3 separate regions of the Mus musculus genome follow, and all the other regions are linked to region 1. Evidence: chromatin loops called from intact Hi-C (ENCODE). Cell type or tissue: heart. All regions are shown on one strand. Links, peaks and the distances in the headings refer to the core of each region. The heading gives the core; the rest is flanking DNA.

Region 1 (7,541 bases), core at 1,384-6,383:
AAAAAACCCTACTTCCTTAAGTTTATTTTCTGTGACATTCCAGCACTATTGACTAGTTAGTGTTCAGCTGAAATATTTTAGCTTTTGTTAAAATTCTTTTGCTTTGGTTACCTGAAATTTCTGACTAAATACCCAAAGCCAGTGAAAAAGAACGTTTTCTGCTTTTAGTGTTTCTTTTCTGTTTCACATAAGAGTTTGGAAACAACGGTAAGGGCAAAGTTATGATCAGGTTTGGGGAGGAGAATGACAGGAGGGGGGGAATGGAGGGACTGAGAAAGCTGTGGGGGGCTGGAGACTTACAAGCAGAAGAAAACTGGAGGGAAGAAAATACTAAATACTTTAAAAAAAATAAATATCTGGGTCATCTCCAGCCCATGGGGTCAAGGTTTGCCTTCAAGCCTACAGATCAGCAGCACTAGGAGGTGAGGTGAGGGACTGGGGTACTCTGGGATCTCCGCTGTATTTGCCACCTCCGCCCAGTTGTCCAGTATCTACTTGGAAGAAACTGGGCTGTCCTGCTTCAAGTCCTCCCTACCCTCGCTTGTCCTGAGAGGATGGGCTCTTCTCTGGTTATTATACCAGCCAGGGTGCTTTTAAGTTGCCAGAGAACACAGCTGGGAGGCTGGAGAGAGAGAGAGGAGAGGAGAGGTACAGAGCCCGGAAAGACAAAGGCCACCTGGGTCTCTGGAGCAAATCCCTCAGAACTTCTGCAGCGTCCGATCAGTCCTGACGTGCTGCAGCACTACCTCCTTGGCGGAAGATGCGCACTTGTACTCCAGCTCTGCACGAGCAGCGCCCTGCTTCTTGCGCAGGTGACAGAGAAGCGCCAAAAGCGCCACCACCAGGGACAGGCTGGCAATGGAGATGCCAATGAGCACGCCAGAGTGCACTGGCCTTGCAGAAGGGGGACCTGTCGGAGAGCCTGGCGTAGGGCTGACTGGAGGCTCCCCAGAGCCCTCCTCTTCCTTGGTGTCTTCCCTAACAGGGATGGGGTCACAGTCTTTGCTAATCTGACCAGCAAGGGCTGTGTCAGGCCCGCAGATACACTCATAGGAGCCAGGGAAGTTTCGACATTCACTGGTGAAGCATTCGCCTTGACTGCACTCATCAATGTCCGTGCATACGGAACCCTCGTCCAGGATGAAGCCTTCAGGGCATTCACAAACAGTAGGAGAGTTAGGGTCACAGTCTGCTGGGCACGAAGTTTCATTGCAGAACATTTCGCACTTGTGCGGTTCATCCGGCTTGGGTGCGAAGCCTGGAGCGCAGATGCATCGGTAGTCGGTGGGGCTCACTGGCTGGCACTGAAACTCGCAGTTAGATCCGAAACACGGATCCAGAAGCTCCACGCACTCTCCATCCACCAACTCATAGCCATCATAGCAGAAGCATTCGAAGCCGCCCTTGGTGTTAACACAGAGCTGGGGACATGGATTGGGCCCCTGCTTACAGTCATCCACGTCCTCACACCGGTGTCCGTCTGCAGCCAACTGGTAGCCTGTCTCACACATACAGGAGTAAGAGCCTGGCACTTCAGCGTTGCTGACACAAAAATGCTCGCAGAGTTCGTTGCACGATTGAACCACAGGTCTTGCACACGAACGTCCATCGGCCTGCAGGTCCATGTCTCTGGGGCAGAGGCATCTGGGTTCATTCGTGCTCCTATTGCACAAGTACTCACAGCCACCATTCTCCACGCTGCAATTCCAGGCTCCTGTCGCTTCCCAAGCCCAGTGTCCCTCTGAAGTTCCGGGCGGGGCCCTGCACACCAGCTCCAAGCCAAGGGGCTCCACCGCGGCGGAACTGCCTACCGGCAGCGTTTGAAAGTCCGCACCACTGACCCCGAACGGGGTGTTGTAGGTACTAGAGATGTGGGCAGCCTCAGGATCGCGAGTATTCACCGTCAGAGGCCTGCAGGAAGCTGTGAAGTAAAACTCACAGAGGAAACCCTGGGTCTCAGTCTCGCATGGCTTCTCTTCCCAGGCCGGCTCGCCGGGTGCAGCTTCAGTTGCTGTCGAGACCGTGACGCACAGAGGGCCGCAGAGTGGAGCCGTCTGGTCGTTGGGCCGCGCCCACCTGCTGTAACTGGTGTGGTTATCGCCAGTAACCCACTGGAAGCCGCGCAGGGGCCCGAGATGCACCGGGTCGTCACAGCCCTGCGGGAGCTGTAAACCGATCCAGGGCCCTAAATCCATACTGCTCTGGCTCAGCAGAAGGGAGATGACATCGGCAGCCACTGAGGAGCGCACTGTCATCAAATGTCCTTGCAGGCGCTGGCAGGCCTGGCTGGCATCGAGGAAGGTCGCGGGGCCCTGGAAAAGCGCGAAGCACTCATGCTCCACGCATTGACTGCCTGTGGGCTGCAGCTTGGCTAGTGCGGAGAGCCCCAGGCTAGCTGGAGCCAGCACACCCAGAAAGAAAATCCCAAGCATGCTGTCCAGGGGTGCACCGTGCAAGTTCCGAGAAAAGCTAGCCCTGCGCTGGTGCAGACACCCAGTCCAGGCAGAGGGGTTTCCGTATGCCTGCGGCGACAGCAGCTAGCCTCTATCACAACCTAGACGTTTCTAGCCCAGGCTCCTAGTCCCTGCGAGGCAGCCTCTAACATGCCACTCCGCTGAAGCTCCAGTTTATAAATGCGCGGCCCTCCCTCTTTGCACGTTCGGGAAAAGGAAGGAAGTGCCTGGTGGGAAGGGCTGATGCTGCGTTCTCGGATTACTGGGTTCTCCGGACGCCTTGCGCCCGCCCTCCAGCCTGGGATCACCTCTGCGCGATGAGTTAAAAAGTCTGTCTGGGCGTTGGGAGGCCCTCGGGCGTGGCCTGCAGGCGCCACCACAGAACAGAACTGTGTCAGCAAGACGACAGTTCCTGCCCCAGACTCTCCGGTATAGCCCGCGGGTAGCCTGTGTTTAAACCTCTACACACGTACACACACTCAGACGCGAACACACACACACTCACACTCACACTTCCACATAGATGCTACCAAAGTTTGGAAGATGGTCCGGTTGGTGGGGCAGGGAAAAGAAAAGTCCAGTAGAGGTGTGTCTGAGACTTGCAAGACTCTGAAAAAGGTGAGCTAAATGCAAGGCAGGAACTCAGGAAGCCTGGCTGCATTGACAATCGGAGGTTTAGGTCCCAAATGACCTTGGAGGAGGCCAGGGGAAACAATACTAGGGCAGCAAGAGGAGAGAGTGGTCTAATAACCCCAAACCCTTCTCCAGTCTCCATTCCTCTCCTGTTCTGAGCAGGCATCTCCAAGGCCAGACCCTATCTAGTTGCTTGAGAACATCGTGCAAGTTTTGTCTGGGCTCAGAGATCATGGCCCCCTTTCCCAGTTCAATTCCTGCAGAATCCTCTGGGGAAGGTGTGTTGCGTTCCTTTGTTCTGGTTTGTTTTGTTTTCCTCCAAGCCTATCTCAGACCCCTCAATGAAACTGGCCCCGGGGTGGGGAGGGGGGGAGGGGGCTTTGCAAGGAGACTGTATGAGCTACAATAGAGCCTACTTGGTTCCTTTTGACGTGATCATTTCCATCGTCATTTGAGAGTCTCAAAAGATAGAGGTGCCTACACAATCCGTTTGCTCACAAAGGGCATTGAAGAGGAGTGTCTTGTGGGCAGCTGGGAGGGGAGGAAGGGAATCTGTCACTTAAGACTTTTAGATGCTAAGCACTCACCAAGAATGTGGAGGGCTGTGTTCAAATCAAAGCTTAGCCACCTCCTCCCCACCTCTCTCATCTGCCTATTCCCCAAGCGTGCGCGTCATCACACACACACACACACACACACACACACACACACACACACACCAAGAGGACCCTGCACTCCGTGGCAGTCACTTCCACCCCACTGCCAGGAGGCGGTGCTGTTGAACTCTAGACCAATCCAAGGACAGTAGAGCATTACTTACTACAACTGCTACGGAGCAGCTCAGACTGCCTGGAGCAAAGCTGAAGGTTAGGAAATTCGTCTGTGGGAAGCCTCGCGAAGTTCCCATGGCTTACAAATGAATAGCTTCTCTGGTTCAGTACAGCTCGGACTTTAGATGAGAACAGAAGGCTGCGGTGTCCTCACGTGGAGAAAAACATTCACAGAGGGACGCGTGGCCAAGAGGGTGAAATGAGGCAGGCAGATTTCTGAGTTCGAGGCCAGCCTGGTCTACAAAGTGAGCTCCAGGACAGCCAGGGCTATACAGAGAAACCCTGTCTCAAAAAAACCAAAAAAAAAAAAAAAAAAAAAAAAAAAAAAAAAAAAAAAAGAGGGTGAAATGAAAGCACTGAAATTGTAAAAAGAAGCAGGTGGAACATCCTCCATCTGCTTGCCCATGTGGGACTCTGTCTCTGTCAAGCCAGAGCTGGGACCTGTAGAGTCCACCACCCCCTTGACTGACGTTGTCTTTATTGGGTCAAAGCTGCCTCAGCTCTCCAGGAAAGAAAACTCCAGAGGGAATGGGAATAAATATAGCAATGCCTGGGTCCTAGGAAAGAGAGAAGAATGACTAGGGGTTGGACAAGGGGATAGCCTCTAGAGAAGGGGGCAGCTTTCTTATGTGGGATGGGACCTCCAGGGGCACTGTTCCAGAGTAGGGGCATCCCCTAGGTAGAAGACAACAGGGCATGGACCAGAGGCACTGTCTGCAGAGTGTGAACTGGTGGGATTATTCAGTGCTGTGAGAGCATGGAATTAAATGGTGGTTACCCTCCTGAGTGGGGACTTTTCAATACGACAACTGCCTTAATTAGGGTTTCTGTGGCTGTGAGAAAACACCATGACCAAACGCAACTTGAGGAGAGAGCAGTTTGTTTCATCTTCCTGCTTAAGGTTCATTGTCCAGAGGAGTCAGGGCGTGAACCTAAGGGCAGGAACGGACACAGAGGCCAGAGTGAAATGTTGCTTACTGCCTTGCTTCTCAATGGTTTGCTCAGCTTGTCTTCTTATATCACCCAGGACCAACCAGCCCAAGAGTGGCACTTCCCACAAGGAGATGGGCCCGTCCACATCAATCATCAGTCAAGAAAGTGCACCACAGGCTTGCCTACAGGCCAATCAACTGGGGGCATTTTTACAACTGAGCTTCTCTCTTCCCAAATGACTATTGTTGGGAGCCGCCCCCACATTCGCCGTTACAAGATGGCGCTGACATCCTGTGTTCTAAGTGGTAAACAAATAATCTGCGCATGTGCCAAGGGTATCTTATGACTACTTGTGCTCTGCCTTCCCCGTGACGTCAACTCGGCCGATGGGCTGCAGCCAATCAGGGAGTGACACGTCCGAGGCGAAGGAGAATGCTCCTTAAGAGGGACGGGGTTTTCGTTTTCTCTCTCTCTTGCTTCTTGCTCTCTTTTCCTGAAGATGTAAGAATAAAGCTTTGCCGCAGAAGATTCTGGTCTGTGGTGTTCTTCCTGGCCGGTCGTGAGAACGCGTCGAATAACAATTGGTGCCGAATTCCGGGACGAGAAAATCCGGGACGAGAAAAAACTCCGGACTGGCGCAGGAGGGATACTTCATTTCAGAACCAGAACTGCGGATCACGTTTATAAAGGTTCCCGTAACACAGACTGTTGAGAAGGATTCAACTGCCGAATTCAGAACTCATCAGCTGGGGAACGACGGTGATAAAGGTTCCCGTAACACAGACTGTTGAGAAGGATTCAACTGCCGAATTCAGAACTCATCAGCTGGGGAACGACGGTGATAAAGGTTCCCGTAAAGCAGACTGTTAAGAAGGATTCAACTGTATGAATTCAGAACTTTTCAGCTGGGGAACGAGGTAAGTCTGATCTTGAACTTTCTAAGGAAATTCAGGACAGTCTATCAGAAGTAAAGTGGAAAATGTTTGGCCTTGAATTTTTTCTAGTGTTAGGAGCCCTTTTGTTCCTTTTCACATGTTATATAGTGCTTAAGATAGGGCTGAAAATTCTAGAGGAAATTCAGGGCAGTCTATCAGAAGTAAAGCGGGGAGAGAGAGTAGGAGCAAGGAGAAACGGTAAGTATACAGGCCTTTCCAAGGGTCTTGAACCCGAGGAAAAGTTAAGGTTAGGTAGGAATACCTGGAGAGAGATTAGAAGAAAAAGAGGAAAAAGGGAGAAGAAAAAAGATCGATTAGCGGAGGTCTCTAGGAGATACTCGTCACTAGATGAGCTCAGGAAGCCAGCTCTTAGTAACTCTGAAGCAAGTGAAGAATCCTCCTCTGAGGAAACAGACTGGGAGGAAGAAGCAGCCCATTACCAGCCAGCTAATTGGTCAAGAAAAAAGCCAAAAGCGGCTGGCGAAGGCCAGTTTGCTAATTGGCCTCAGGGCAATCGGCTACCAGGTGCACTCCCGCCCTATGCGGAGTCCCCGCCCTGCGTAGTGCGTCAGCCCGTAGTGCGTCAGCAGTGCGCAGAAAGGCAGTGCGCAGACTCATTCATTCCCCGAGAGGAACAAAGGAAAATACAACAGGCATTTCCAGTCTTTAAAGGAGCCGAGGGTGGGCGTGTCCACGCTCCGGTAGAATATGTGCAGATTAAATATGGAATCAATGCTAATTTTACCTTGGTGCAGTTAGACAGGCTTGCCAGCATGGCACTAACTCCTGCCGACTGGCAAATGATTGCAAAAGCCGCTCTCCCTAATATGGGCAAATATTTGGAATGGAGATCTCTGTGGCGAGAGGCTGCACAGGCGCAGGCCCGAGCAAACGCTGCTGCTTTAACTCCAGAGCAGAGAGATTGGACTTTTGACTTGTTAACGGGTCAGAGAGCTTATTCTGCTAAACCTGATAAGAGGTATCAATGGAAGGTCTTACCACAGGGGATGTCCAATAGTCCTACAATGTGCCAGCTTTATGTGCAAAAAGCTCTTTTGCCAGTGAGGGAACAATTCCCCTCTTTAATTTTGCTCCTTTACATGGATGACATCCTCCTGTGCCATAAAGACCTTACCATGCTACAAAAGGCATATCCTTTTCTACTTAAAACTTTAAGTCAGTGGGGTTTACAGATAGCCACAGAAAAGGTCCAAATTTCTGATACAGGACAATTCTTGGGCTCTGTGGTGTCCCCAGATAAGATTGTGCCCCAAAAGGTAGAGATAAGAAGAGATCACCTCCATACCTTAAATGATTTTCAAAAGCTGTTGGGAGATATTAATTGGCTCAGACCCTTTTTAAAGATTCCTTCTGCTGAATTAAGGCCTTTGTTTAGTATTTTAGAAGGAGATCCTCATATCTCCTCCCCTAGGACTCTTACTCTAGCTGCTAACCAGGCCTTACAAAAAGTGGAAAAGGCCTTACAGAATGCACAATTACAACGTATTGAGGATTCGCAGCCTTTCAGTTTGTGTGTCTTTAAGACAGCACAATTGCCAACTGCAGTTTTGTGGCAGAATGGGCCATTGTTGTGGATCCATCCAAACGTATCCCCAGCTAAAATAATAGATTGGTATCCTGATGCAATTGCACAGCTTGCCCTTAAAGGCCTAAAAGCAGCAATCACCCACTTTGGGCAAAGTCCATATCTTTTAATTGTACCTTATACCGCTGCACAGGTTCAAACCTTGGCAGCC
Region 2 (7,541 bases), core at 1,134-6,133, 260 kb before region 1:
CAGGGAAGGGATATCAGTCTATTTTCTCTTGTCCCTGTGGGATGATCCTATGGGCTGGGTCAGGAGGAGGAAGGGCAGGGGTGGGATAACCTGGCATTGTTTCATATGCTCATATTGCTGAGTTCCTCACAAGATGAAGCAAGACAGGCTCTGCCTTAAAATAGAACTTTATCCCAAGTCTTGTTTTTTCCTTCTGGCTTTTCCAAAAGCTAACTAAGTTTAATTAAAAAAATATCATTACAGGGGAATTAGTTAGGAGGGGGGATCTGAACTCAGTGCACACAGGCATTGTTCTAGATATTATTTTCTAAATTCTGTGCTCATATAATATTTTCATTATATTAGATAGTAAGGATAAAAGTAGAAGATCATCTATTATGGAAAACTTAGGACAAAAGTGAAAATGCACTCTCATGTAGCTATCACTGATGGAGAGTGACCTGTGCCTTCAGTGTCTCTCAGCCACTGGGGGTAAATTTGAAGTAAACTTCATACAACATTTTGTCCTCCAGCCTGTATTCTGATTGGTAAGAACATAAGCACACACTCCTGTGATACGGGAGTTTATGGTAATGTGTTAAGCACCTTATATCATATCCAGTGAGCATTCCTCTGACTTTATGGTGTCACAAATGCCTTCAAAAGGTATTTTGTTTGAAAAACAGGCTCAAAACAAGCTGTGTGTAATGTTCCTAGTGGGCAAGTCACACTCTCCCTTCATTCCAAGGTTACAGTTGCCAGCTGTACTGTGCACTGATTTTGATTGTGCTAATTAACAATGTGTTACATGTTGACCTCTGAGTCTATCATCAACCAGGGACATTTCTGGCTCCTGCTGCTTCTGCAGTCAGCCCACCCCTCCACAGCCGGGCTCCTCTTAACAGGCATTTTTACCTGTTCCTGGGAGTTCTCATCAGGTGTTTTTTGGTGTATGTGTCTTGTCTGTGAGACTCATTTGTGTTGGTGTGATTGACATTTTATTTTCAGTAATCCCCTGGTGAATTATAAACTCTTCTGCCATTCATATGATATAGATTGCTTTTGTATGGGCTGTTATTCTCAGCTCTGCTACTGGTCATTTTGTCCTTGTGTTTTACAACTGAACCCTCTTTTCTGAAATAGCTTAATAGACTACCTGTACATTCTAGCCTTTAGAAACCCTCCTTGCAGTTTTCAAAGTGGGAGTTCCAGTTATCCCAGGCCCTTAAAAATACTGGACACGGGTGGAGCTGCAGATCTCAAATCTCTCTGAAGACAACTGTGACACACCAATGGGGAACACCACACCACAGCACTTTTTCATGTGCTAAATGCTGAGCAAAGTATTGTAGAGCTTATTATGCGAAAATAGCATAAAACTCCCTCCAAGCCACGTGGACAGATGCGTCGGAAGCAGGAGTGAGTTCTGTCTTTTGACTTGAGTCCCATCCCGTGGATGTCACATAATGCATGTCTGAATATTCCAGTAGCTGAACAACACAAAATCTGTAACACCATTGTTTTGGTTATATTAGGTGAGAAATACTTGTGTATGCTATCTTTCTTTCATTTTAAGGTTATTTTTAAAGATTTATCTTATTTTTAAAAATTGTGTATACATGTATGTGTCTTATGTATGGATTTGTGCACCTGAGTGTAGGGTAGGCTTGGAGTCTAGAAGAGGAAATCAGATCCCTTAGGGATGCTGGATGTGGGTGCTGAGAACAGAACTCAGGGCCTCTGTGTTATTTATTTATTTATTTATTTATTTATTTATTTATTTATTTTCAAAAACAATTTTTATTAGATATTTTCTTCATTTACATTTCTTTTTTAATTTATTAGGTATTTTTTTCATTTACATTTCCAATGCTATCCCAAAAGTATCCCCCATACCCTGCCCCCATAACTCCCCTACCCTCCCACTCCCACTTCTTGGCCCTGGCATTCCCCTGTACTGAGGCATATAAAGTTTGCAAGACCAAGGGGCCTCTCTTTCCAATGATGGCCAACTAGGCCATCTTCTACTACATATGCAACTAGAGACACGAGCTCCGGGGGGGAGGGGGTACTGGTTAGTTCATATTGTTGTTCCACCTATAGGGTTGCAGACCCCTTTAGCTCCTTGGGTACTTTCTCTAGCTCCTCCATTGGGGGCCCTGTGATCCGTCCAATAGCTGACTGTGAGCATCCACTTCTATGTTTGCTAGGCCCTGGCATAGCCTTACAAGAGAAAGCTATATCAGGGTCCTTTCAGCAAAATCTTGCTAGTGTATGCAATGGTGTCAGCATTTGGAGGCTGATTATGGGATGGATCCGTGGGTATGACAGTCTCTAGATGGTCCATCCTTTCATCTCATCTCCAAACTTTGTCTCTGTAACTCCTTCCATGGGTGTTTTGATCCCAGTTCTAAGAAGGGGCAAAGTGTCCACACTTTTGTCTTCCTTCTTCTTGAGTTTCATGTGTTTTGCACATAGTATCTTGTATCTTGAGTATTCTAAGTTTCTGGGCTAATATCCACTTATCAGTGAGTACATATCATGTGAGTTCTTTTGTGATTGGGTTACCTCACTCAGGATGATGCCCTCCAGGGTATTTGCCAGGCACTGGCAAAGCCTCACAAGATATAGCTATATCAGGGTCCTGCCAGCAAAATCTTGCTGACATATGCAATAGTGTCTGAGTTTGGTGGCTGTTTATGAGATGCATCCCCAGGTGGGGCAGTCTCTGGATGGTTCTTCCTTCTGTCTCATCTCCAAACTTTGTCTCTGTAACTCCTTCCATGGATATTTTGTTCCCCATTCTAAGGAGGAACAAAGTATCCACACTTTTGTCTTCCTTCTTCTTGAGTTTCATGTGCTTTGCAAATTGTATCTTGGGTATTCTAAGTTTCTGGGCTAATATCCACTTATCAGTCAGTGCATATCATGTGAGTTCTTTTGTGATTGGGTTACCTCACTCAGGATGATTGCCTCCAGATCCATCTATTCACCTAAGAATTTCATAAATTCATTGTTTTTAATAGCTGAGTAGTACTCCATTGTGAGAATGTACCACATTTTCTGTATCTATTCCTCTGTTGAGGGACATTTGGGTTCTTTCCAGCTTCTGGCTATTATAAATAAGGCTGCTATGAACATAGTAGAGCATGCGTCCTTATTACAAGTTGGAACATCTTCTGGGTATATGCCCAGGAGAGGTATCCTTTGTACTCTTGACTGCTGAGCCATCTCACCAGAAATGGTTGGTTTTATATGGTGACAGATTATTTCTTTGCCCAAGCCCTTACTAGGCCTCTACTGTGACCTGTAAGGACTTGAACAAACACTATTTCTAACAGCTTAGCCATGTTTCCCAATTCCACCCTCTCTAGAGCACATGGACTGCCAAGATGGTGTCCTGCTTGAGCCAGCCTTCCCTGAGTGTAGAGCTCCATCTGCAGTCCCAGTAACCAGGGAAGCCAGAATCTTAGCCCTGGTGACAGGCTGCTGGTAGATACTGCAGGCTTAGTCACAGCTGCTGACTCTTAGCTACATCTCACTTATCTGAGTCCCCTGCAGCCTGTTCTCCATTCTCCTCCTTCCTCTCTCCTTATTTTCTCTATTGCAAGCAGATTTCTCCTTTGCACAAATTGAATATGAGCTCATTTACACTGACTCCTTCTGGTTGCAGTAGACCTGACTGACCTCACTCTGCCATCTAGTGATGGGGGATGTGTTTTTTTTTTTTTTTTATGTGCTCACTGGCCACACTTCTTTTCTGTTTATTTTACTTTGCATATTTATTTTTTGTTTATTAGGTTGGGCTATCTTCCTGAGTGTTCTTGTGTGTATAAATGTTTTTCCCTGTATTGAGAACATATCATTCTCAGAGAACCAGATGCATTAGTTAGGACCACACAGTTGAAAAATTAAAGAACATAAATTAAACATAAGGCAGTTGCAAGATAATGAATGTCCTTGGAGAATTTAGAAAGGGTGGGATCATGCATGGGGCCTCTTCAGAGGAGGCCTAATCCCTGGGAAGAACAAGAATAGGGAAAATGTAATAAAAACAGAAATTCCATAGAGGGAATGTGTATGGTAAGGAATAGATCATTTGCCTATATGTGCTAGGCTATGGGTTCTGTGCCCAGCACTACCAAGGGGAAAAAAGACATAGCAATGTAGAAGAAAGGATGGAATCTTTAAGATAATTGGAAGGTTTCTGTGAAGTCGTGCATCTGTGGATGCCAAGAAAAAGAGTGCAAACCAGAGTATGTGAAATTGTGGATAGAGTAGCTATTGTGAAGAACATTGGAAGGCAGAATGCAAAACAACCCTAGTTTATTTGGTGTGTTTTACATGATTAGGGAACTCTCTATGTGTCTCTAAAATAGCTTTTGCTGTACAAATTGAGAATGGTTGCTTCTGTGACTTTATTATATTATCACTCTGATGAGGCCCATTCTTATGCACCCACTGTAATAGTCCTGTGAGTCTGAAGCTGCCATCAGTGTTGAGGCTTCTCAAGGACTTGCTTTGCTGGGTGGGGAACATCCTGCCTGGGGGAACTTGCCTTTCCTGAAGGAAAAGTGAGGTGTCCCAAGCGGAAGGAAAAGACATTCAGAACTAGGGAAGTTGTCCACTCCCAGGAATGATGGGGGAGGGATGGCTAGGGAGTAGCCTGGAAAGGTTCAGAAGGGGACAGTCCCAAGCTACCAGGTCATTGTGGCCACTGTTATTCAGGACAATGCAAGCTTCAACTTGGCCTACCCTCATTCTCATGCAGATCTGTAGTCATATCCATGAGCCATCATGGAATAGTCCATCTTGGGAGGAGATGAGAGTTGGTGTGCTGGAACCCAGACCAGAGTGCTGCAGAATGAGTCTCAGCCATATACGTTCATGCTTGGCTTAGGGAAGGAGCTCTGTAAACATGTGATGCTGTTCATCTTTCCAGGTTGTGTAACAGGTGGACATGAGCCAGGTCCTTCTGCATGCAGGATTTTCTTTGCCAGGGATGCTTCACTCCTGGAATATACAGCACTCAGTTCCAAGAGCTCATTGCGGCCATATTTTCTGCTTCCTTAGACCAGTGATCATCTCTCAAGTGAAGAGGCAAGGTTTGTCTAGGGATGCCTAGAGTGAGTTGCTGGCCTGTTGAAAGCACTGAATGTTGTGAGCTTCATGTTGACAGAGGATAAGCAATTATGCCTAAAGACCACAAGACACTTGAACTTTCATGAAGTAGATTTTAGAAATATCCATTCACATAATTCACTAAAGCATCTTATGGCCTACTGGGCCAGATAAATTTTACTTTATGCTGTTTGGGGTGTATTTACAGACTTTATTCTACCTTATATTTTTCTAGTCAAAGAAGTATGTAGGGAAACTATGTTAAAGTTTTTCCTTTGCCTAGATTAGTCTAATCATTGCTTACTTAGCTTTTCCTTATTTTTCTACAAACCCTTACAAGACACTCCCATGGGCCAGAAGCAGCGCTCCTCTCTGGAGGCTCAAGACAGAGGTCTCTGAAGGCAGGACCATCTTGTGAGAGGGATGATACCCAATAGGGCATCACATTAGGCGCTAGCTGATTTATTAATTCCACTTCTGTCTGGAATGTTGAATGCCTCGCCCCCACCCCCCAAGTGACAGATCTTTCATCTTCACATGGTAGAGGGCAAAGGACAAAGAGGCAAAGATGGTACCAATTTCATTCACGGGAGCACAGATTTGATGTCTGAGTCACCTCTTAAGGTCTCATTTCTTAGTACTCAGACAAAGAAACTAAAGTTCAACATGGGTTTGGGATGCAATAAGCACTAAAACCATAGCAGACACCTCAGCTCTTTGTAAAGACCTTTAATTTGATGCTGCAAACGTTAGGTGGAAACTCAATTTTCACATATAGACAAAAGCAAAGGAACGGGTCCAGGTGAGTTTGTGGGTTTAGCATGTATCAAGTGTTTGGAATGAGAATGTAGCAAAAGTTTGGAAAGGAATATTTTTCCTGATTGAGGAGACAGCAGGAACTGGGTTTGTTTTCAGTAGAGAATTTAGCTCCATCAAGTGTTCAGACTTTGACAGGAACAATGTATGCATGTATTAGTTTTATAACCAAAAATAAACTTAGCTTAGACATTTCCATTTTGGGAAAAACTAAAAGCAGAATCAAAATTAGTGTTTTACAAAATTTGTATTACAAGCCAAATAAGAGAATTACCTTACCAGGTCTGTAAATCTTGGTAGGGACAGAGCTATGTGCATCTACTGCAAGTTATGTGCAGACCAGCAAACATTTTCCTACTAGGAACCATCTCACTCAATTGAGGTGATTCCTCAGTTGCCATGGAGAAGTTGTAAATTGGAATGGAAGTCGAAACAGGCCATACTCAAGTTACCAGGGTCACTGGTCTCAAAGGACTTGGCTGTGTCATAGCCACTGACAGATGAAGTGTGCATATTTGGTCTCATGGCTGCAAGAAAAAATAGATTGCACACATTTGGATTAAGTTTTTCAGTTAACATATAAAACAATAGGTCTGGAACTGTTAGACTCAAATCTGCACACAATCAAATTGTAGCCTTTGAGGCAAAGCTTGCCACATCTGGAGGCAAAAGCACTGGTCCATTTAAACAGCTTGCCTCTCTGCTCTCTGTATATGTGGCTGACAGACCTTTGTTTTCTGTGTCCCATCCATCTGCTGTTCTTGAAGAAAAACTCATTCCCCAAATCACCCTCAATGGGAAGCAAGCCATTTTACTCTAAGGCCATTTCTGCCCTATAAGTTCTGTAAGTTTAGCTGGTCTACAGCTGCCTACATCCAGTTGTGAGATCTTTTTCCTTTGAATTGAATGGACTCTGAGAGGCAGAATCTGGGAGATTTGCATTTCTAGTGGGAACAGTTTGTTTAGTTTCATTGTCGCCCTCACAGACTTGGTCATCAGTGAAAGTTCCTGCAGCTCTTGTTTGACGATGCTGACACTTAGCAGGGAGGATGATGATTGTATCTTCCGGAGTGTCATGAGATGAGGTCCCAGAGGGACTCACTCCCTGCAGAATGCTCTGAGAAAACGAGGAAGACCTGGCTGCACTGAGGCCACCAGGCTTTGTGGGTGTCAACTTCCAGCTTGTTCTGGGATTCTGCTCAGCAGATAACATGTGTGCACCTCCCACATTTACATAAATACACACATATTTAAACGCAGAAACACACTTTCTGCTCTATTGTTGGCCTTTTTCATTATTTTTATTGATAGTGCTGGACATTCTGTCTAGTATTCCATGAGTGCTCAATAAATATTTCTGAAAGAATAAATAAAGACACAACGGAATGGCTTTCCCAACTTTCCCAGGGAAACAAAGCAACAACAGTATCTTCATCATGTTACTGTGGTACCCTAAATTTTCCATAAAGCAAGAGCGTTAGTGCTGCAGCTTTCTGTGTGTGCATGTGTGTGAACACATTTATGTGAAATGCTTTTTAGCTTTATGAAAAATCACATAGTAGATGCGAATGAGCATGCCAAGTTGGGCAGAGAAAAACCCATAAAGTCTCAACTCTGAAGAAAGA
Region 3 (7,541 bases), core at 1,134-6,133, 130 kb after region 1:
CTTGTTTGGAGAAGGGAAATGCAGAGGAAGTGCTGGCAGGGTGGAGGGAACACAAGCTCCCTGAAGGGGACTGTTCAGAAGGTCACTCCACTCCTAAATCAGGGGAAGCGCAAGCTAGAGGTGGGGTAGGCAACCAGTCCTGACTGGGGACAAAAGGAGAGAGTCACCCCCAAAACTGTATTGTAAGAGCAATTTACAGGAGACATTGTTGGCCATTGCACAGGACACAAAATGCAAGCCTAGGATCTGCACACATCTTGACCCTGGGTTTTTCATCAAGGCTCAGTTCACAATGGCTGAGCTGTAGTTCTCTCCACAAATCCCAGGGAGTCTACCAACCCTAGTGAGCATTAGGATGTATCCCCAGGAGGAGGTGGCCTCCCCAGTCCTCAGCTTTGATTGGATAGGGCTAGATGCTCTGAGGCCCTTCTCAAGTAGATGATAGAGTTCCTGTTGTTACCACTTCTTTCTGCAGCAGAGCTCACTGGGAAATTTCCATCAAAGAAAAGACATTTCTCCTAGCCTGGGCAGGACACCTTTTGAAGGTAATACCTTTGCCAATGAGAAGGAAAGAAATGAAATAAAACTGAACTTGAATCAGCCTATGAGATGGACAGGAGGGCTTCCTGGATGAATGCATGCATTAGCATGACATGATGGATACTCCTGGCTGTTCTCTTCAAAATACACTACTGAGATTTTCGTGTGTGTGTGTGTGTGTGTGTGTGTGTGTGTGTGTGTGTGTGTTTTAGAAATCAGACACAGGGCACTGGCAGCCCCTCTGAGATGTGATTCCACACGTTGAATAGATGTAAAGTATCAACATTTAACCTGGAGCTCTGTGTGGTCCAGCACAGTCAGTCAGAGAAGTGCAGTTCCAAAGCACAAGTCTGAAAGGTTAATTGCAGGTTTCACTCCCATGCCTGAGATTAGACTGCATTCCAGACCACAGCAACACTGAACTAAGAGTCTCCAGATGTATTTTCCTGTCCTTTAACTCTGTAGTCTCTCACTTGAGATGACAAAAAGTGACACATCTGGCCTTTTGGTATTTCCTTCTTAACCCTGTCTGTGCTCTGTGGGCAATTTACAGGCTGTATATTGTCCAGCCTTTTTTGTGTGTGACCTGAACTCTTCCTGAAACAGAGGTGGTGATGTGGCTCAGTGGACAAAATTAACTATTGTGCAAGCTGGACTGTCCAAGTTCAAACCCCAGGACCCATGTGAAGGTAAAAGGAGAGGATCGGTAAGTACAAAGTTGTCCTCAGTAAACACACACACACACACACACACACACACACACACTCAGATGCTTGTAATAATAGTAATGATGATAATAATAATAGAAAGAGGAAGAGGAGGAAGAAGAAGGCAAGGAGGAGAAGAAAAGATAATCAAAACAAAAAAGGATTCTTGTAGGCAAAAAGGATCCAAGAGGCAAGACTCTCTTTTTCTCCCTGCCTTTCACCCACAGTCTTTTCTTTACCCACTCAATGGCTTCTGCATCCCCATCCTAACTGGCTAACACTAAACTTCTCAGGAGTAAGCAAGAGATGAGGCTGAGCTGCAATCTTCAAAGTTCTATAGAAGACATTGGGTGAGGGCACAAAAAGCAAGGCAAGAAACCTAGAAAACTTATTTTCATGCAAATCGGGCTGTCATAGTACTTCTCCTTTCAAGTAGTATAGACTTCTTCATAGAAAATTCCATGGTGATGTATTCCAGCCAGGGCAACACAACACACAGGCAGAGTCCTATTCTCAAAGACACTTATTTTCCTGGGGTGAGTACCATCTCTGAAATTCTCCTGGGCTAATGATTCTCATGTTTCTCCCAGACCTCAGGTTGTCTGATGGATGTGGTAGGGTCTTTGTCTGTGAACCTTCATAGAAGAGGTTTTGCCATGTGTCAGCTTCTTCAGAACCTCTAGTGCTACTATGGTGCCTTTCCATCACTCCACAACCAAAACTTCCATTCTGTGCACACCACAGGGAGCTCAAAGAAAGTATTCAAAGTGACTACTCAATTTCAGTGTGCTTGAGCAATGCCAGCACATGTGTATGGGTCCAAGAAACTAACATATATGCCACTGGCTTTCTAATCCTCAGAGGGAGATGGCAGCACTCTAGCTGTCTTGGCTCCCTCCCTAATGGTACTCTTATAGGTATTGACCCTAGTAAAATTAGTATACCTGTAACTCCACCTTGGCATTTATTTGGTTCACTGTTTGTGTTGGTCAGCTTTCTGTTACTATAACAAATAACTGAGATATTCAGTGTATGAAAAGAAAAGGTTTGTTTGTACCCGCTTGGAAGATTTCAGCCCATGATCAGTCAGTACCATTGCTTTGTGGAAGGAGAATATGGATGAGAATAACAAAGATGCTTGTATCATGGTAGAAAATGAAAGAGATAGAGTGAGGTCCCATGATCCCCTTCAATGTTATGCTTCCTGAATCCAGAAGACCATTCACTAGGCTCCATCTACTAAAGATTCCACCACCTTCCAGAAGCACCATTGTGAGACCTGGCCTTTGGAGTCACTCCAAATCAATACTACAGCACATTATCCTGGGGTCCCTCCACTGGGCTAGTACAGAACAGAAGTCCTGTAAATAACATGTTGAGTATTCTATAAGCCCAGGATATGAGCCCTGTAGGCATAGAATCCCTGTCTATACCCTTGATCTGCTGGTAGAACAGTATCACACAGTATTGATAACATGATATGGTTTAAAGAGGACTCCAAGCATGGGCAAAGCTGGCGGCGTGTGTCAAAAAACAGCAGTGGTAGTGCTATAGTTTAGGCCAGGGTTTCTCAAAGCCAAAGGGACAAAGAACCCACATGTGTTCATCAGATATCTATGTCCCGGTTTTCCACATTCAAGAGGGGGAGTCCCTGGAAGCAACACCTCAGCCCCCTAGAATCATGGCCGTAGATTCTATTTGTTATATATAGGAAGCCCAGCAATGCTATGCAGAGGTCTGCCCACCACCTGGCAGTGCCATGCATCCCAGATGGGCCTTAAGATCTGGTACCCTGAGTTCTAAGTGTTCAAGGAATCACATAGCAGCAGGTTATTCTGCCCTCACAAGAGTGCTCTCAAGACATGGACAGTGGCCTGCGGTGCTGCTGTCACAAACATGGGCAGTGGTCTGCTGTCCTACTGTCACAGACATGAACAGTAGAGAGGTTAGTGAAGGAACTTTGAACCTCAAAATGTGGTTGGCTGCCATTATCCTCCTGTAGACATCAAGATGGGAACCTAGCTTGGGCAGGACCTGGATTTATGGCACACATAGCTACAGAGAGGGAGATGGGAGGCTGCTGACCGAGGAATATCGCCACTTCCACCCTGGCTTTAAGAAGTCTTTAGAAAGGAAGCCATAATCTGCACTGTCCTTAGGGACATCTAACCCATCTTAGTTCCGAACAGGGCATCTTAAACAGCCTGGAGAGAAGGTCTGGGCAGCAAAGAAGCCAACCATGCCCTCTGCTGGCAGAGTCTTGCTCAAACCTGGAAGCCAGTATGTAAAAATGAGATTCTTCTGCACATTTCCTCCCTCCAGGGATTCATTCCCCCAATGACCACACTCTTGTGTTATGCAAAGAGTTGTCTGAGAGATAGGAGGCAGCCTCCACTTGCAGGACTCAGTTTGGGAGTCAGCTGACTCAGGCAGAGAATCTGCATCCAGGCATCATGAAGGGAAGTCTGTGAGTGCTTGGCTCACAGTGGTGGTGCTTGCCAAGCAGCCTGCATTTTCTATGCAGCAAGCCCATGTGCTGCGAAAGGACCCAGAGGCCCACGTGGACTCTTCAACTTTGAAATTGCCTTTGCGTCCATTCACAAGCCTCTAAGGAAAAGTACTTTGATCCCTGTGACCACAACTGACCTTTTTTTAAAACAGTATTGCCCAGCCAGAGCCTTCTTTAATCCATTCAATTAGGTTCACAAATGCATTGGGCAGTTTTCAAAAGAGAGATTCAGTGGCTGGGTGGCAAGGAAGACATTGAAAGGCAAAGCCACAGGTTTGACAGAAAGGTTTTGTTTGTTTGTTTGTTTTTTGTTTTTGTTTGTTTGTTTTTTGTTTTTGTTTGTTTGTTTTTTCGAGACAGGGTTTCTATGTATAGCCCTGGCTGTCCTGGAACTCACTTTGTAGACCAGGTTGTCCTCAAACTAAGAAATCCACCTGCCTCTGCCTCCCAAGTGCTGGGATTAAAGGCATGCGCCACCACCGCCCAACTTTTGACAGGAAGTCTTAATGGGAGCCCCAGAAGCATCATCGGAAAAGCTGCGTCAGGTTTGCAGCTCTGATGAGGTCAGGGTTGAAACCTCATACAACCCTGGGCTTGCAGCATAATGGATGGCAGACACAATTAAGCTAACGCACATCTGCAGACGAACAGCCCCACAGACCAAAAATGAGTCACTGTGAAACATCTGGATACCAAGGGCCAGATAGACTGGAGAGATGGCCAAGGACAGGACCAAGTACATGAGGTCACTCTTGATTCAACAGAAGAAGGAACATAGCTAGCTCTTGCTATATGCCTTTGCAAAGATTTCCCTTCCTCTTGTGTGGAGATGAAGTAAGAGGGTCACAGAAGGCTGGCAATGGACAGCAGAAAGAGCAAAGAGGAAGCCTCACTCACAACCTGGGGTAGGGCAGTGGGGAGCAATGAGAACAGAGCCTGAGAGACCATATCCTAGCAATGATGCCTTACTGGCAACTGTCACTTTTTACTGCAAAGGCAGCATCTCGGGCTCCTATATACCACATCACCTGGAAAGCTTTATAAAGGACCTTGCTTCTAATTCCTGGATGCCTGAATTTAACTCAGATTCTTCTGATATAACAGAGGCTTAAGAACTACAGCCTCCTTTGTCACTTACAGTGGGGGAGACCTGGCCCCTTGGTCACGAGAATGGGAGACTCGCCCTTGCCCCTCACCCTGCAACACTCTGGAGAGAGGGGTCCTGCACCTTGCCTGGGCAACATGGTAGAGCTAACCCTGGTGGCATGGGTGTGGGTAAGCCCACCTAGGAAGGAGTGAGCATGGGAGAGCTGGCCCTGCCCTTGCCTGCTTTGACATTGGGTGAGCTAGCCGAGGCAGTGCTGGAAAGCTCACCCTGGTGGTGTGAGCACAGGAAAAACCAACATCCATAGTAGAGTGAAGATACTTGCGGTATCAGATACTCCTGTGAAGTTCTCCCTCATAAGCTTATCCTTCCCAGAATTCCATTGCCCTGAATCATCACTTCCTTGCCAGTGTTTCTATTTGTAAACAGAGTAAGTTAGCTTTATGTGATTATTGAAATCTGTGTCCCTGTGTTTAAAACGACAAAGCTACGGCAAAGTAGCCAGGAGGTACAATAAACTTTTCCACGCTCTTTAGCTGGATTCCCAATTTTAGTGTTTTACTGTTGTCTTTGTGTCTTAGTCTCTGTGTATGTATATATAACATGTATGTACACATGTGTATATATATTTGTTGAACCGTAGAAATAAATGTGAAACCCTGGGTGCATATAAAGAACTATGGCCTCTTCAAAGCCCTTCTGAGCTGGGCTGGGTGGCACCTTCAGCCTGAGTGGTCCCCTCAGAGAGTCTTGGCTAAAGGGACAGGAGTCTTCACAGGCAAAACAAAACAAAGGTTAAGCTGGGGACCTCAGAATTACAGATAATTTATTGTTTTCTTGTTTCTTTTTTAATTCACACCAGGCTAGAAGAGAAAAAAAAATCCTAACCCACCCTCTTTCAGCATTCATCCTGGGACGAGAGCTGGGACCATGGCTGGGCTTAGGTGAAGTATCAAGCTACCTATCACTGTCACACCAGTGTGGGCACAGAAATGGTGGGAACAAGCTGATGGTGGCCTGTCATCAGTGAAGAGATGCATTTACCTTGCAGAAACACTCCCTTTGCTAAGATCATTCTAACATGGGAGAGAGGGCCCCTCCCTGCTAGTAGGAATTACGGGCAGTGCTACTGGGGCCCTGTTTTCCACTGCTCTCTGCCTCTGCCAGCTCTATTCATTTAGGATGTTTTCCAGGAGAAAAAAAAAAAAAACCTCCATTCACTGTGAGAAAATGCATACACATTCCTGAGATATCTGATGGACAAATATTATTTCATGATCCATCCTGCCAGCCACATTGTGGGGATGTGGTTTGGCGTCCCCTCTTCTATCAAGAGGCTGGCCTAGTTGAGTTTCCATCTGTCCCCTCCTGTGCTCCTCTCTTCTTATTTCCTTTTCCCTTCCCTTCTGTACTTCTATTCCTGGGCTCTGTATCTCTCACCCACTAAAATATTCAGCTTCAAAAAGGAAAGATTTTAAGTTTTTTCAGCAAGTGTCAAAGAGAAGGAGATGGAGGCAGGATCAGGGAGAGAAGATAGAGAAAGATAGACAAAATTTTTCATTGGAACAAATTCAAACGGACCTTTACCAAAAAAGGGGGGTGGGAGGTGCTTTTTAGGGTTGTGACTGGGCTTGTCCCATCAGGATGATAGGGGCTATTGGTAACAGTGCTGCTGGTAGGGGGTCAGTAGCCCACAGGGAACATTCCCATACCTCCTACCTTTCTCAGTCTCAGAGATCACAGCCTGTGCTTCAAGCCAGGTTCAGCCACTCATTTCAAAACACCATTTAAAAAGAAGCAATACCGAATGGCAGAGAAGCACCTGAAAAAATGTTCAACATCCTTAATCATCAGGGAAATGCAAATCAAAACAACCCTGACATTCCACCTCACACCAGTCAGAATGGCTAAGATCAAAAACTCAGGTGACAGCAGATGCTGGCAAGGATGTGGAGAAAGGGGAACACTCCCCCATTGTTGGTGGGATTGCAAGCTTATACAACCACTCTGGAAATCAGTCTGGCGGTTCCTCAGAAAATTGGACATGGTACTACTGGAGGATCCCGCAATACCTCTCCTGGGCATATATCCAGAAGATGTCCCAACTGGTAAGAAGGACACATGCTCCACTATATTCATAGCAGCCTTATTTATAATAGCCAGAAGCTGGAAAGAACCCAGATGCCCCTCAACAGAGGAATGGATACAGAAAATGTGGTACATTTACACAATGGAGTACTACTCAGCTATTAAAAAGAATGAATTTATGAAATTCCTAGGCAAATGGATGGACCTGGAGGGCATCATCCTAAGTGAAGTAACCCAATCACAAAGGAACTCCCACAATATGTACTCACTGATAGATAAGTGGTTATTAGCCCAGAAACTTAGGATACACAAGATATAAGATACAATTTGCTAAACGCATGAAACTCAAGAAGAACGAAGACTAAAGTGTGGACACTTTGCCCCTTCCTAGCAATGGGAACAAAACACCCACGGAAGGAGTTACAGAGACAAAATTTGGAACTGTGACGAAAGGATGGACCATCTAGTGATTGCCATATCCAGGGATCTATCCAATAATCAGCTTCCAAACGCTGACACAATTGCATACACTAGCAAGATTTTGCTGTAAGGACCCAGATATAGCTGTCTCTTGTGAGACTATGCCGGGGCC

The links. Hi-C counts contacts between places; a loop is a spot of excess contacts. Peaks named below come from ENCODE experiments on the same cell type or tissue, not always from the same donor. Only the 100,000 strongest peaks of a DNase experiment are listed, where the experiment ranks them.
Region 2: it touches region 1 in a loop (2.9-fold over the local background); 4 of 42 quality-filtered maps call a loop at or near these places.
Region 3: a loop joins it to region 1, with 2.7 times the contacts of the local background. A loop is called at or near these places in 15 of 42 quality-filtered maps.

Annotation. Positions count from the first base shown.
Region 1 is chr2:148,405,515-148,413,055 of GRCm38, forward strand. Thbd (thrombomodulin) reads right to left here and starts at 2,674. Exons shown (of 1, transcript NM_009378.3): 1 at 1-2,674. The coding sequence starts at 2,432. The coding sequence ends at 699. In heart, for the core only: CTCF peaks have their summits at 2,786 and 3,872; DNase peaks (open chromatin) are centred at 1,987, 2,777, 3,407 and 3,867; H3K4me3 peaks cover 2,156 bases; H3K27ac peaks cover 1,984 bases.
Region 2 is chr2:148,145,018-148,152,558 of GRCm38, forward strand. Gm24221 (a small nucleolar RNA gene) reads left to right here and starts at 6,126; the gene lies at 6,126-6,445. In heart, for the core only: a CTCF peak has its summit at 3,641 (motif pointing left); a DNase peak (open chromatin) is centred at 4,584.
Region 3 is chr2:148,532,223-148,539,763 of GRCm38, forward strand. The region is part of intron 2 of Gm46770 (a long non-coding RNA gene); the gene reads right to left. Among named protein-coding and RNA genes, the nearest start is that of Gm46770, 26 kb to the right of the region's middle. In heart, for the core only: a CTCF peak has its summit at 3,502 (motif pointing left); a DNase peak (open chromatin) is centred at 3,569.